Regions from separate parts of the Homo sapiens genome. Here region 1 is linked to region 2. Evidence: chromatin contacts called from ENCODE Hi-C or POLR2A ChIA-PET data. All regions are on one chromosome and are shown on one strand. The core of a region is the stretch at or near the end of the contact, and the rest is flanking DNA. Distances in the headings are between cores, read along the strand shown.

Region 1 (2,700 bases), core at 186-2,685, 68 kb before region 2:
CCCTCTGTTCAGCAAATTCCATACACATTTAGACATCAAGATTCACCCGGCAGTCAACCACCCAGCATTGCAGCCCAAGTCTTGGCTCTACTGTTCTTTAGCTGGTGACCTCAAACCACTTAGTTCCCATCTCTGTGCCTCAGTGTCCTCATCTGTCAATTGGGAATAATAATGGTGCCCACTGCACGGAGTTGTTGAGAGGTTCAAAGAAGGTGACAGATGCAGAGACAGCCTGACACTGTCGGCACACAGACCATTAGGCAAGTGTTAGCTGCTGTTACAGGTACCATTGATTGTGGTGGTGGGAGAATTCCCATCTTCCACCCCACAGTTGGTCTCTCCCTGCCTCAAACCCCTGGCTTTGTCCTAAACCCCATTTCTAAGTTTTATAGTGCTTTGCTCTTCTTCTTGTCATGTTTACATCAAAAATCACCCATCAGAGAGATAAAAGCAGGGAGGAGGCATTTTATTTCTGAAGTTGTTAATTTTATCCTAGACTTCCAAGAAAAGAATCATCCATCTGTCAAAAAGAGACAGAGAAGATAAAAGATCTTTAAAAGTAATTATTTAAGTGCCAACCAAGAGGAAATGAAGATGCATTTGGCTCGGTTATTGAGTTGAATTAGAGAATGGTGTTGTACCACCGCTAATCTGCTTCATAGATGAGAAAAAAGGAGAAGATGATTTTAGAAAAACAAACGTGCTGTCAGTTGGCCCCAGTAAAACACATTCTGTATAAACAAGTTTAGAGAAGTGACTTTGGATTTGCAAAATTGTAGCTCTTCTTCTGCCGGGGCCGCCTCCGGTCTTAGAGCCACAGATCTATACACACGGATGTTTCCCAGTTCCTACTACTTTTTGCATTTCTTTCCCTGGTGCTCTGATTAACTGCAGAGGTAGTTTGTACAACTGAGCCATGAAATGCCACCCAACGGCCAGCCCTTTCCCCACCTTGTCCCCTTCCCTTCCATGGCTTGCATTCACCAGATGACCACCTGCCCACTCACATTCTGAAAGGTATCACCGCGGGAATCATGCAAAGACACGCATCTTCGTAAGAGAATAAAACATTTGGCTTTCTCTTCTGAGCTCTAAAACCCAAAGCACTTTTCAAAGTCACCATTCAATCAGAAAGCAAACCTTTCTCCTCCTCAGGCTAATTGTAGAAGTTGCAAACTTAACCAATTTCTGCACTTACCATTCAAACCAAGAGATTAATCCTGTCAGTTCTCCAAGCAAATAATTACAGGATTAATTTGTTCCTCAGCACTGCTAAGTCCCTCACATTTCCTGAGACTAATCCTTCAGCCGAGGTCCCTTCTCACTCCTAAGTTTCCCTCTCCAGGTCGAAGCATCACTCACCTCACTCATGTTGGCTCTAACTCAACAGCTCAGTCCCGCCGCTCAGCACAGAGAACACTGCTCAGGGGTCGCTGCTCCACCGGTTCTGGCTTTTCTCTTAAAAAGAGCTGCCCGGTGGCATCATGCCTCCCTGGAGCCAATGAGATGCATTCACCTGTCTGCAAGCCTGGCCGACATCTGAGAGCACCAGGGGCCACCTAGTGGTGCAAAAGAGAACGGCACGTTAGGTCGCTGCTCCAAATTCCGCCAGGATGGAAGGAAATGCTCGATTTCTTTAAAAAGTAATACACTCCAGCCTGGGCAGCAGAACGAGACCCTGTCTCTTTTAAAAAAAAAAAAAAAGTAAAAAGTAAAAGCTAAAGTTTCAAAGATCATCACAGGGATGCCATTGTGCGTTTTTCAATGAGTGCAAGATTTACATGCATGTAAAATACCTTTCAAATGTCAATGGGAAGGATTGTTTTTCTAAGGGAAGAGGAGCTCTGAAAATACCTGCGTGCCCGCTCACGCACTTTCAGGTTTTCCCAGGAGCTGTGTTTCCCTTGCCCTTTATAACACAAAACTCAGCCCAAGGACTTTAATATCTCTGCTGTCTCTCCCCTATCCCATATCTGTCGCCCTGCTTGTACCCTGAGCTGGAAGGATAAGAGTAGATGGACTGGGACATGGGAATGGGTCCCCACGACCTCAACAAAGGAGGCGAGCGGCTCCAGCAGCCTTGCTGATGTGCCCTCCTCACAACCACAGTGGGGCCAGGAAGGAGCCTGGGCATTGGCCCTGGCCTGGTTGAAGGTCTCCTTGCCTTAGTCCTGTTCAGCTTTTCCGGGAAGAGGTTCCATCCTTTGTTCAGTCCCAACATCGTGAGGCTCTGAAGAGTCTTCAAGGCATCAGAGTGGGCCCTCAACTGTCCCAAAAAAGCGTTGTGCAGACTGAAGGCACATTCACATCTGTTACTCTGCCAGTCCCGGTACAGGACTGAGAGGGTCTGGCGAGAAGATTGAAGCGTCTTGCCACCCGTCCCCAGCACCCCTCATCTCCCTGTGCAGAGCAGGCCACCAGACTCCAGCCCATCAACCCTCTCTCCTCAGCTCAGCAGCCCCACGCCCTCTGACCTGGACTGCCCTCCTTACATGCCCAGGTCACCGATGCGACCACATCCTCAGGTCCACCTTGGACAGCAAGCAGAAGGCCATGCGCCCCCAAATGGGCACCGGCGAGCACAGGCTGCCCTCAGAGGCCTTGGCCAGGAGCACCAGCTGGTCAGCACCCTCGCCCACAGCGTGGGAACACCAGCCAGCAAGACAGAGTCTCATACATGAGTTATTATAAAATAACCTA
Region 2 (2,700 bases), core at 37-2,536:
AATAGCTGCACTTAACATCTTAAATAATGTAACTGGGCATGATAAATTATTCACAATGTGATGGAATGCTAGCAAGTCTTGAGGATAGAATTACTCTGGCTCACGCTCTTAATTTGTTGACTCCCAATAACACAGGGAAAACTGGACAGCGGATGGAACTATGTCAGCAGTGCTTTAAGACATGTGCCTTCTGCTGCTAATATGCTAGAGATTCCTACTGTCGTTTGCTTTTGTTTTCACTGCTGGGTTGTGCAAACATCGCTGTTTTCTAAATTTATCAAGTATGTATTTCTGTTTGTCTCAATGAGGGGGTGATTTGTGGGGAAGGCTTGATCCAGGTCTCAAGTTGTTTATATGCCCATCTTCTGAAAATGACAGAGACAGAGAATTTCCTAAAACAGCCAGGAAAATGCACTGACAGTGAGTTAAGGCACAGGACAAAGAGAGGAAAAGGAGGATTCTTTGTTTTAAATATTCGCCAAAATAAAAAACATTTGCAAATCCCCTGGCTTCATATTGAAATAAAAAAGCATGCCTTTCCCAGTAATTGGTTATTTTAGTAGGAATTTCTAATTTTACTTATTACTTTTACCCTAATGTGTTTCAGCTGCAGTTGCACCCAAATTCATTCTGTTTCACCAACAGGGAAACTCTTGTCTAGAAAACCATGTCAGTACTACATATTCTAACTGTAGATTCAGTCATCAGAGAAATAATCAGAGAAGAAAATTGTCATATTGTATATGACAGTTTTGAAAATGAATCTCTTTTTTCCTTCTGACCCTTCTTACAATTTAATCCATGATTGAGATCTCTACAGTCTAGGTTTCTATTTTTTCATTTACGTTGAATGCAATGTGCTTTAGGACCCATCTAAAATATGGAAGGGTTAATTAAGAGTGTCCCTGGTAGGATGCCAGGTGGACAGTGGAGTCTTTGGTGTCAAGACCTTTCACTTGGCATTCATCATGGCACCACCGTGAGCATCTCAAACTCTTCTCTGTGCTTTGCAGCAAGGCCGGTGGAGCAGGGACACGAGGTACAAGTAATTCTAAATGCACAGTTGTAGGAAGACTTCTAGAAATCAGAGAGCACCCTCCCTTAGAAACAATGCTATACATGTCTGTGGAGTTTTCACACTGGGACAAAAAAAAAAAAATTCCTCAAAGCAGATCACCTGGAGAATGATAAAAATACTGATTCTTTGGCCCTATCTCCCAGACATTCTGATCCAGCAAGCCTGGCGGAGGCCCAAGAGTGTGCATTTTAACAAGAACCCAGTGTGTTCCTGGCACAGGGCTGTACTGAGAGCTGCTGCTACGCCAGCAGGGTACCAAGGCAGCGGTATTTATAGGCGCTGGGTGCACCTCCGTGTTCAGCAAGCATTCTTTAGGAAAACCGGAATAGAGAATTCCGGAAATACATCCACCATTTCTGCCAGGTGGTGGCAAGAACAAGGACTGCCCCATCTCTTGAGCAGGAAGTCTCATGTTCAGGGAAGAAATTGGCAGGAGAGGGTGCTTAGAGGTGGAGATGAGCAAAAGGGGGAGCTCCAGGCAGCCTGGGGACCAAGAGGTCTAGGAACTGGTGCCTCTTCCCATTGTCTACAACCCAGCGTCCCCCTGAGGACCTGGCCTAAGTCAGCCATTGTGCCTGTAGCTCCTGGCCACAGTGTCTGGCCTTTGGTGGTCAAAACTCCAGCCCCAGCCTGTCCCCCATGACACTGCTCCTGAGACATGCCCCCACTTTTCTGAAATTTTCAAAGGATTCCCAGCACTGAAAGCATCAGGGGATAACTAACGGTTTGAAAAAAAGGTTTCACCACTGCATCTTGTCTTGCTCATCTCCGTGGCAGTGTGTGCCTTTGGCATGCTGGACCTTAACTGAAAGGATGCCAAAGGGGCAGGAGTTATGGGAGGCTGGTGCAGCAGCAAATTCTGCCATTTCCTAAAATATTAAAGTTCTAGTTTCCTGTTTTACTAACTGTTGGATGTTATTAAAATTGAGCTGGGTGATTCATGACAAAGATGACGTATTCAGAGACCCACGGCAGCCTTGAGATGTAGACACAGATGTGTACAACTCAGGGAAGAGAGATTGAGAGTTGTGACATTGAAGATGGGGGCACAAGTAACCTGGAAACCTGCTGCTCCTCCTAACGCCATACACCGCCCTGAGCTGGGTGCCTTCCCAGACTCCGGATTCAGTGTCCAGACACTCCTCTACTTGCGGAAATACAGCTGACTCCCGGCAGAGGGAGAAAGAGCATGGCACTACCAACCCCAGTAGAACCCACTCCAGGTGGGCAAGCACAGGCCATTATGAAGGCCTCAGGATGCTGGGCAAAGCAGAATTGCTGAGTACCCATCGTGCAGGGTGAAGTTATGGAGGAGGCAGATTGGTGCTTGGGGACCTGCCACTCTTCCCTTTCCAAAACTCCTGATTCCCCTCTTGCTATAAGGTAACCAATAACCCTTAAGCCTAGCCACATTGAGTTCTCCTAAAAAGCAGAGCTGCTTAAACACCTCCTCAGCCCTCTGAGTCCTGATGTCTAGAGGTGAAGACCATAAATCTGAACTTCCCAAGGGCCTCATCAGTGACCTGTGGGCCAACCCTGGCACATCAAATTTCCCCGTCCTGGGGGCATATTTAAGCAATGGGCCCCTGAAGAAAACAAAGTGCCGCTGATCACAAAGGCGT

The links. Hi-C counts contacts between places; a loop is a spot of excess contacts on that map. ChIA-PET counts read pairs that join two places held with the same protein, here RNA polymerase II (POLR2A). Pooled maps may share reads with other maps.
Region 1: a loop to region 2 is called in a map of posterior cingulate gyrus, with 4 times the contacts of the local background. The contact joins the promoter of PCP4 here to the enhancer-like site in region 2. A Hi-C loop is called at or near these places in 14 of 168 maps with a recorded cell type or tissue (Caco-2, Calu3, K562 and 11 more) and 20 of 50 pooled maps. POLR2A ChIA-PET finds 5 or more read pairs at or near these places in 2 of 52 experiments (Panc1 and WTC11).

Annotation. Positions count from the first base shown.
Region 1 is chr21:39,866,173-39,868,872 of GRCh38, reverse strand. PCP4 (Purkinje cell protein 4) reads right to left here and starts at 1,435. Exons shown (of 3, transcript NM_006198.3): 1 at 1,363-1,435. The coding sequence starts at 1,371.
Region 2 is chr21:39,797,962-39,800,661 of GRCh38, reverse strand. All of the region lies in intron 8 of IGSF5 (immunoglobulin superfamily member 5), which reads right to left. Among named protein-coding and RNA genes, the nearest start is that of IGSF5, 54 kb to the right of the region's middle. Within about 2 kb of position 1,286, at least 2 of the 41 ENCODE cell types and tissues checked have a DNase peak (open chromatin) inside an H3K27ac peak, as active enhancers do; they include prostate gland, where a contact is called at or near this core.